Linked DNA regions of Mus musculus: region 1 is linked to region 2. The links are chromatin loops, found by intact Hi-C in ENCODE. Cell type or tissue: heart. All regions are shown on one strand. Links, peaks and the distances in the headings refer to the core of each region. The heading gives the core; the rest is flanking DNA.

Region 1 (4,388 bases), core at 254-4,253, 350 kb after region 2:
ACCATAACTAGCCCTTAACTCTAACCTTAATCCCTAACCCTTAACCTGATCCTGACCCTCAACCCTAAGCCTAACTATAATTCTAGTTCTGACCCTAACCTTTTTTTTTTTTTTTTTTTTTTTTTGAGATATCATGCCACCATGCAGCTCTGACTGGCCTGGAACTCTCTATGTAGAGAAGTTGGAGCTCAAACTCACAGATAATCTGTCTACCTCTGCCTTTCAAGTATTAGGTCTCAAGGGGTTTGCTTACCTCAAACTGTATTCTAAACTCTATTAAAACTACTCTTAAGCTAACCTTAGTCAAACACCCTTCCCTAACACTAATACTAAGCTAAGACCAGGCTGCCTTCACACAAACATGTATCAGTTTAGATATGCCTCTTCAGGGTTGGGATAAAGAAATTGTGTGCTACCATACCCAGCTGTGTAATGAATATTAAGGCTGCCCTAATCCTAATTAAACCTTCATCTGTTACGCTCACCCTAAGACTAACGCTCTCCTAACCATAATTCACAACTATCTCAGCATTAACCGTAACACTAAATCCTAACTATAACCCTTCCTTTTATGAGTTGCTTCTGAGGTAATTTTTATTATAACAATAGAAAAATAACTAAGACAGCCACCTTAACCCTAACCCCCAAAATAGCACCATAACCACAATGTTAATCATAACCCTAAATCTAATGTCTATCTATAACACCTGCTCACCCTAACAGCAACACAGATACAATCACACTAATGCTACAGAAACCAACCTGAGCCTTTACCCTGGCTTTACTAGTTCACAGCTGACTACTTGCTCATAAGCAGTTAACTCCCCATTCCCTTCTTTCCTCAATCCCTGGCCCCCACCAACCTACTTCCTCTCTCTGGATTGATCCATTCTGGATATTTCATATAAATAGAATAACCTGTGCTCATGTATATGACTGACCTCTTTCAATTGAAGTATTTCTAGGTTAATTCATGCCCTATCATATATCAGCATTTTATTTCTTTTGGTGAATTGCGTGGTTCTACAGCATTTTGTTTATCCATTCGTCACCTGATGGACATTTAGATTGCTTCTGCTTTCTGGGTATGGATCAACACTACAGTGAAAATTCTTGCAGATTTTTACCTGAGCAGGTTTTCATTTGTCTTAGTTGCATACCAAAGAGAAATCTTTAATGAGGTTTCAACGGAGGTGGCCACAAAGCAAAATCTGAAAGTTGGAAAAATAATCTGCACAGGAGAAATGATAAGATCTAAGGTGAGCACTCACCATATACCAGGCACTATCTGTTTTAACACCTATTATCGCTTCTTTTTTATTTTTATTTTTCGAGACAGAGTTTCTCTCTGTGTAGACCAGGCTGGCCTCGAACTCAGAAATCCGCCTGCCTCTGCCTCCCAAGTGCTGGGATTAAAGGTGTGCGCCACCATGCCCGGCTGTATTGCTTCTTTAATATGCAGAAGAAAGCTTATAGAAGAAGCTAAGTAACTTGTTCTCGGGCACACAAAAAGGAAAGATAAGGGGTTATTTCTAAAAGTCAGTCTGGGCAAGACCAACTCAGAAAGGGGTCTGTTCACAAGGAAGTGCTAGTGGACAGCCAGGGGAGCTTTGGATTTCGATTTCTACCCCTCCACCTCCCGGCCTTGAATCTCAGCTGAGGGTTTCAAGAATTTCAAGCGGATCCACATTGAACTGAAACCAAACCGGTTAGCAGATGTACACATTGAGGGTCACTGTGGCCCTGGGCTAGTCTCACATCACATGCATAATCAATAAAGCCGCCGCACATCCAGGAAGTCGTCCTCCGCTCTCCTTCCTCTTCAGCTCCCACCTGGTAGGCCACGGGACTCCTCAGCATGGGCCCCACTGGTACCTTCCGCCTCTTTCGCACTAGCTGGCCGCTTAAACACCTTCTCTCTGGTCAAACCCAATTACCCAGGAGCTACTAACCCATAGCTCCCGATCAGAGGCTGCGCCCCAGGTCACGTGAGGACACCATCACGTGACGTGAACCATGTGATTACCACCGCGCTGGGTGGGCAGTGTAGTAGCCACTCCCGTAGTCACTTTGGAGCTTGCTGAGTGGCGGTGTCATCGTGGTGAGGACGGCGGCCCAGGAGGGCAGGGCTGGATCCTTCGCCCCAGACTCAGCTCTTCTTTTTGTCCTTCTCGCTGTAGATGAACCGGACGAGCCCCGACTCGGAGCGGCCTCCGGCATCCGAGCCGGTGTGGGAACGGCCCTGGTCGGTGGAGGAGATCCGCCGCAGCAGTCAGAACTGGTCTCTGGCGGCTGACGCCGGTGTGAGCGGGGGACCCGGGGCCAAGGGAGGGACAGAGTTGTAGTTACCCCTCCTCGGGGACACGCTTCCTCCAGTATTCAAAGGCGCAATCTCAGACACCGGGGAGGGCGGCCCTGTGGGCTTCTACCCAGCACTCTGCCGCGCAGACGCGGGTTTCCTTCCGTGCAGTGGCTTTTCAACCTTGCCCTCCACGCCATCCTGCTGAGCAGATTCTGTTTCTGCCCTCTCCAAGGACTGCTTTGTCTCTACGGAGGCCCTTCTGTATTAGAACTGGGGCTAAATGGGGCAGCACATATTTTTGAGTAGATCTGCTCACTTCGGGACCTAAGAGCTCAGAACTTTCATACAAGTGGGATTTGGGGTGTTTTGTCACACTATGTGGTCTCTGGAGCGTGACAACCAAACAGGGCTTTAAATCCCTGTAGAAATGTGATACTGGTTTTGTGTTCTGGACAAACTTATCTGATGAGCTTTCTTAATGCTTTCCAGGGTCACCTGACCTTAGATCAACAGTATCATCCCTTTTTCTTAACATAGGGGCAAAAGGGGAGGGGTTTTTTGTTTGTTTGTTTTGCTTTAAATCACATGTAGTGTTGATACTTGTGTATGTTTCTTTTCAAAATAGCTACTACAGTTTCTACAGGAATTCTCACAGCAGACTATCTCCAGGACTCATGAAATCAAGAAGCAGGTGGATGGATTAATTCAGGAGACCAAAGCCACACATTGTCGTCTGCATAATGTGTTCAATGACTTCCTCATGCTGTCTAATACCCAGTTCATTGAGAATGTGAGTTGTTTTATGGTATCTGACTTTCGAATAATCCCTTTTGGGGAGTAAGAACTATTGTCATTTATAATGATAATAAGGTTCTCTTCTAAGTTTTGGTGGATAGATTGGTTCTTGGTAACTGAAGCTCCTTTCTCTGAAATCAGTGTCTTTTATCAGTAAAGTTCATGGGTTTTACAAACCTTTAAAAACATCTAATAATAAGGTTTGCCTCGTGCTGGTTTTTCTGTTTTTAGTTTTGAGGGCAATTACCATTTGAGCAGAGTTGTGTGCCTCTCAAAAAAGCCACTGTGCTCATTCAGTATGGTCAGCTCTAAGCCTGGCTTGGCCTCACGTGCCCCACTTTTGCCTTCAGTCCCTAGAGACTTTATGTAGGTCCATCATGTCTCCCTCAGTTGTGTAAGTGAATGCAGATGTCTGCTTTGCATTTCGTCATCTACAGTTTTCTTTTTCTTCCTTTTCTTTTTTCTCCTTCTGTTTGTTTGAGACAGGGTTTCTCTGTGTAGCCCTGACCGTCCTGGAACTCACTCTGTAGACCAGGCTGGCCCGGAACTTACAGAAATCTACTTGCCTCTGCCTCCCAAGTACTGAGATTTAAGGTGTGGGCCACTACTGTCCCGCCAGCACCAGTTTTTCAATTTGGATGAATATATGACACAGAGTCACCAGTACAAATGCTGCTGGCCTTTAACTAAAGTGTATGTGAATTTTGTTTTCATAGTGAGTTCCTGCAATCTGCTAGGAATACACAGATAAATTATCTTGGTAGAATTACAATAGAAAAGACGCAGGCATGCCTGGAGCCATCTAGCAAAGGGAAAGGAATGTATTGAGAACAGGGGGTGGGGTGGGGGGCTGTGGGGGGAGCTTAGTTCATCTGATCCAAGAATATTTTTCTGAATTAATTTGTAGAAAGGCATTGGGGGGGGGCGGTTGTATTTTTTTTTTTTTTTTTTTTTAGCAGCTCAGGATTAGTTCTGACTAGTGTAGAACTTGCTATATAGACCAGGCTGGCCTTGAATTTGGAGAGAAATTCTCACCTCTGAGGTTACAGGCTTACAGCCCTACACCCAGCAGTGAGAAGAGAATTACTCAAGTCCACAGCATCCTGAAATTATTAGATGAGGATTATTAAACAATTTCATAAATGTTTAAGATCATAACCCCGTGATTTGGGATTGTAAAAGCAGCAGAGTGCCAAGTAGGCTGTTGCTGATGCATGTTTGCATAATTTAATAGTGTGAACTGGAGTGCCATACCTCACATTCCATCTTGTTTGAGACATGGGGTTTGGTG
Region 2 (4,388 bases), core at 170-4,169:
CTATACATTTTAAAAGTGAGGGGTTGGAGAGATAGCTCAGTGGTTAAGAGCACATATTCCAGGAGACTCCGTACCCACATCAGGCAGCTTATAACACCCTGCCTGCAACTCCAGCGCCAGTGAACCTGACACCTCCTCTGGTCTCCACCAACACCTACGTATATAGACAAACACATAAAGAAAAAAAAGTGGGTCTCTAGAGAGACCTTCTAACCCAACCTACTTTCTACAAATAGGGAAATAGGGACACTAAGCAAGACCTAGAGACTAACCACAATTAGAACCATGGCATTCTTAGATGGAATTTGGCGTTAGGTATCAGCTAGAAGGATCTTATAGGGAGACAAGGTAACTGAAACCTGAGGGAATCCCTACAAAACTGTTAGGTTAACAAAATGGGTCAAAACCCCAGCTCGCTACTTATTATTAGCTGATCTTCCAAAGAGAAAGTCACTTTGAGCTCAAAATCTCCGTTCTCCATCTGTAAAAAGGAAGTAGCATTAAAAAAAAAAAAGTTTTGTTGTTTGCTTTTGAGCCGGGAATCTTATGTACCATAGGCTAGCTTTGAACCCACGACGTACCAGAGACTCATCTTCAACTTCTGATCCTCCTGCCTCCACAGGCAGACGCCGCCAAGCCCGGATATTCGGTGCTGTCGCTCGAACCCTCGGCTTTGTGTTTACTACGTAAACACTACCAACTTAGTTAAATGCCCAGCCCTTAAAAGTGTTTGAGCGCCCAAGTTTTGGGACATGCAAATACGTGCATCATTTTAGCCCGGACACAACAGTAGCTTCCTCTGTGACTTGTCATAGGGCTATTTCTGAGGGTCCCTTCCGGCCCAGGCTAACCTGCTTGCATCACAAAACCTCCCTTGTCCTCCAAGCTCCCCAGTCAGTTCGGCCAAGGAATCGGGTACACCCTAGTCTTGTTCCCACAGGGCGACAGCTCTAGGTGCCACCTTGTGTTAAAGGTTAGGAAGACCCACACAAGAGCGACTCCTCTGAGGCCCGAGAGAGGTTTAATAACTTGCCAGCGATCCCAAGGCGGGTCTGGAACTAGGCTCTCTCCACGGACTCTGTTGTCCCCAAGGTTTGGGCTCTCCATCCCTGCTGCTTTGGTCCACTGGGGCGCAGCTGCAGCTCCAGGCCGAGAGGTGGAGTAAAACACAACTCAAACCACTGAGCCGAATCCAAACACCGACGTGAAAGTCAATCAACCCACACAGCAGCCTTCCCGCCACCGCTTCAGCTACAGATGCCACAGCCAGGGTCCCGCCAATCAAACCCTCTGTCGTCAAGACTCCCCGCCCCACCCACCTTTCCGGACCAATCGCTCGTGTCATACTTACGCTTCCGCCTCCTGCGTCCCTACGCGCCCGGCGCTTCGGCGGAGGAGGTGGGCTCCCTTTTGTACATGCGCACTTGGAGCTTTGGGAAACTCATGCGCGGTTCATTGCGCATGTGCGTTGCTAAGGGTAGCGCAGGTAGCTGAAGTGGTTTGTGGAAAGAAGCCTGTTGCTGCCGAGGCTGGGAGGAGGGGCCCGAAGCGTGAGGGAAACGGCGATGAGGGCCGTGTTGACGTGGAGAGACAAAGCGGAGCAGTGGTGAGGAGCGGGAACTTCGGGGATGGCGGGGAGGCGGCAGGAACCGGCGCATTGCCATGGCAACGGGCCTGCGGCCTGGACCGAGGACTCTGATTCCGTGCCTTCAACTTCCCAATGGAAGAGAAGCTGAGATTCCTGGAGGGGCATAGGGATCATCTGAGGGAGGCTGGAGCAGTTTATACGTCATCATCATCCAATTTCACTTCTCTCTTCTCAAAATTCCTCACCCACCAGTGTTTTCTCAGCTTCCTAACCATCCTCAAAGTGCCCACACTTTTGTTTATCTGACATTCTTTAAATTTCTCCTGTTTTTGTTGGTTTGTTTTTGAGATAGAGCCTCACTTTAAAGCTCTGGTTGGTCTGGAATGCACTATGTTGACCAAGCTGGCGTTGAACTCACAAAGATACATATGCTTCTAGCTCCCCAGTGCCGGGATTAAAAATTTTCGAGCAGGAACAAACAAAACGGTGTGAGTAACTTGCATCTCGGTTCTGAGCATTTCCACCTGAGCTGAGATCTACTGTGTCTGAAACAGGACATTTCCATGTACGGTCAGAGAAACATGTAAGATGCGATCAAGTCAAGACATCTCTTGATTGGGAAGTTTGAGGAGTATTTTCAAAATTAGTACTTAAGAGTGAGCTTAATTTAAAGCTTAATTTTAAATACTGAGGATTAAGGCTTAGTATTTAAGAGCACTTTGGATAAGTTCCAGGACAGTCAAGTCTACACATAGAAACCCTGTCTTTAAAAACAAAAACAAACGAACAAAAAAGAAAAAGAAAAAAATATATAGTAAAAAAAAATATTGGGCTGGAGAGATGGCTCAGAGGTTGAGAGAACTGTCTGCTCTTCAAGCGGTTCTGAGTTCAAGTCTCAGCAACCACATGATGGCTCACAACCATCTATAATGACATCTGGTGCCCTCTTCTGGCCAGCAGGTGTATATGCAGGAAGAATGCTGTATACATGATAAATAAATCTTTAAAAAAAAATCAAAAAGTGTTTTAAAAAGAGAGAATGACAATAGAATGACTCTGTCATCTTAATTAATTTGGTATGATTTGATATCCTATTCTATTTTGTCATTAAAATCCACCAGCCAGGAACACATTTCAGGAAATTCTGGCTTGACTAATTCTCAGCTTGACTCAGAGTCTTCTTAGATGGTCTGGTCTGTTCCCCACCACTGTCTGTCCTGAGACTTTTCCTTGTGAGACCTTTCCTGAGATCCTGAACGTCCCTCAAGGCTGGCTTTGGAGGAACTTGCACAAAGAGCAGCTAGTGCTGACATGATTCCAACACTAGCTAAGACCTTGTGCCCTTTACCTCAGTGTCTCTTCACAGCAGCTCTAGGTAGGTACTGTCATTATCTCCACTTTACAGATGAGAAAACTGACTTATAGAGAGGGCAGATAGGTACACATATCTGGGTGTGATGGAGCCAGCTTGCAAGCTCAGGCCACCCTGTTTCAAAGCCAGTTCTCCCAGGCTCTGATTTCAGTTAGGTGAGTCACGTGAATGGGTGGCCCTTACTTGTATTAAATAGAAGGGATTTCTGTTACTTGCGGGACATTTTTGTACACCCTGCTACTTGGAACGCATCACCTTGCCAGCGCCTTTCATTTTCATAAACACCTTTGAGGAGGTTAGCAGTAGGGTGCTCAGCAGTTGAAGGAATCTGCTGCCAAGGATAATGATCTGAGTTCGATCCCTAGGGCTCACATGGTGAAAGGAGAGGACCAAGTTGCCCTTTGACCTCCAAAAGTGCTCCATGGTACACATGCCTCAATAAATAGCTCAGCACTTAAAGAAGGCTTTGATAATACTTTTTTGAGACAGGGTCCCATGTAGCCCAGCTGGCCTTAGGCTTCTAGTTCTCCTGCCTCATCTTCAGCAGTGCTGAGGTAATAACAGAGTTTATTACTTGTCTCTTCACTCTAGTATAAGATTACCCACAGCCAGGGGTGGTGGTCCATGCATGTCTTTAATCCCAGCACTCAGGAGGCAGAGGAAGTTGGAGCTCTTTAAGTTTGAGGCCAGCCTGGTCTACATAGTGAGTTCCAGCATAGCCAGGGCTACACAGTGAGACAATCAAACAAACAAAAAGGAGCACCGGTGCACAAGGTGGCAGTCACTGGCAACCAAGCATTGGCTTCCATGTCAGAGCAATAGGGAGTAACAAGGGCTGTGGCAAACTGGAAGGCTCCCACTCTGCATGAAAGGGGCAGCTGCTGCTCTGCTCCTGCCAATTATCATGGGTAGAAATTTGGCCTAGTGTGTGCAGATCTTCCTATTTTTACCAGAAGCTAGGAATCTGCGTTTGAAGTGTGAAATGTCCTGATTTTTTAAATGTTGGCACCTAATTAGAAAAAAAAAAAAAAAAAACAAAGTAAAACACCATGTGAGCCAAGCAAAACATTTGCTGGTCAAATGCAGCCTGCTCTGCTCTGTTCTCAACCCCTGGCACAGAATTTTGTTCGTTCTGCTCTTGTGCTTAAGAGTCTGTTGGGTGTAAGAGTTATTTTTTAATCTGTTTATCCCAGAAGTCTTTTAACCTTGTAAAAGCAATGGCTGTATTTTGTTTCCAAATGTTTCTGGAGCCTTTTAGTATTTAGTGAGTAGATGTGTGTGTGTTCATGGAGGAATAAGTGAATGAAAGACCAGTAAGGACTGGCTACCTGCTTTTAGGGCTGTTACAGATTTGAAGCAGTCTATTAGAGCAGGAGGTGCAGAGATTCTGTAGGCCAGCAGCCTGATGATGGCTACATATGCCAGCTG

Evidence for each region. A loop is a pair of places that touch in the nucleus more often than their neighbours do. Peaks named below come from ENCODE experiments on the same cell type or tissue, not always from the same donor. Only the 100,000 strongest peaks of a DNase experiment are listed, where the experiment ranks them.
Region 1: a loop joins it to region 2, with 2.7 times the contacts of the local background. A loop is called at or near these places in 1 of 42 quality-filtered maps.

The regions. Positions count from the first base shown.
Region 1 is chr6:116,206,027-116,210,414 of GRCm38, forward strand. It overlaps Washc2 (WASH complex subunit 2`), which reads left to right and starts at 2,007. Exons shown (of 31, transcript NM_026585.3): 1 at 2,007-2,101; 2 at 2,181-2,303; 3 at 2,928-3,092. The coding sequence starts at 2,181. 9530062K07Rik (RIKEN cDNA 9530062K07 gene) reads right to left here and starts at 1,967. Exons shown (of 4, transcript NR_131013.1): 1 at 1,876-1,967; 2 at 1,128-1,231. In heart, for the core only: no CTCF peak of the experiment used is centred there; a DNase peak (open chromatin) is centred at 2,015; H3K4me3 peaks cover 1,947 bases; H3K27ac peaks cover 1,389 bases.
Region 2 is chr6:115,852,104-115,856,491 of GRCm38, forward strand. Mbd4 (methyl-CpG binding domain protein 4) reads right to left here and starts at 1,238. Exons shown (of 8, transcript NM_010774.2): 1 at 1,034-1,238. The coding sequence starts at 1,107. Ift122 (intraflagellar transport 122) reads left to right here and starts at 1,425. Exons shown (of 29, transcript NM_001167763.1): 1 at 1,425-1,606. The coding sequence starts at 1,566. In heart, for the core only: CTCF peaks have their summits at 1,156 and 2,529 (motif pointing left); a DNase peak (open chromatin) is centred at 1,388; H3K4me3 peaks cover 2,096 bases; H3K27ac peaks cover 2,923 bases.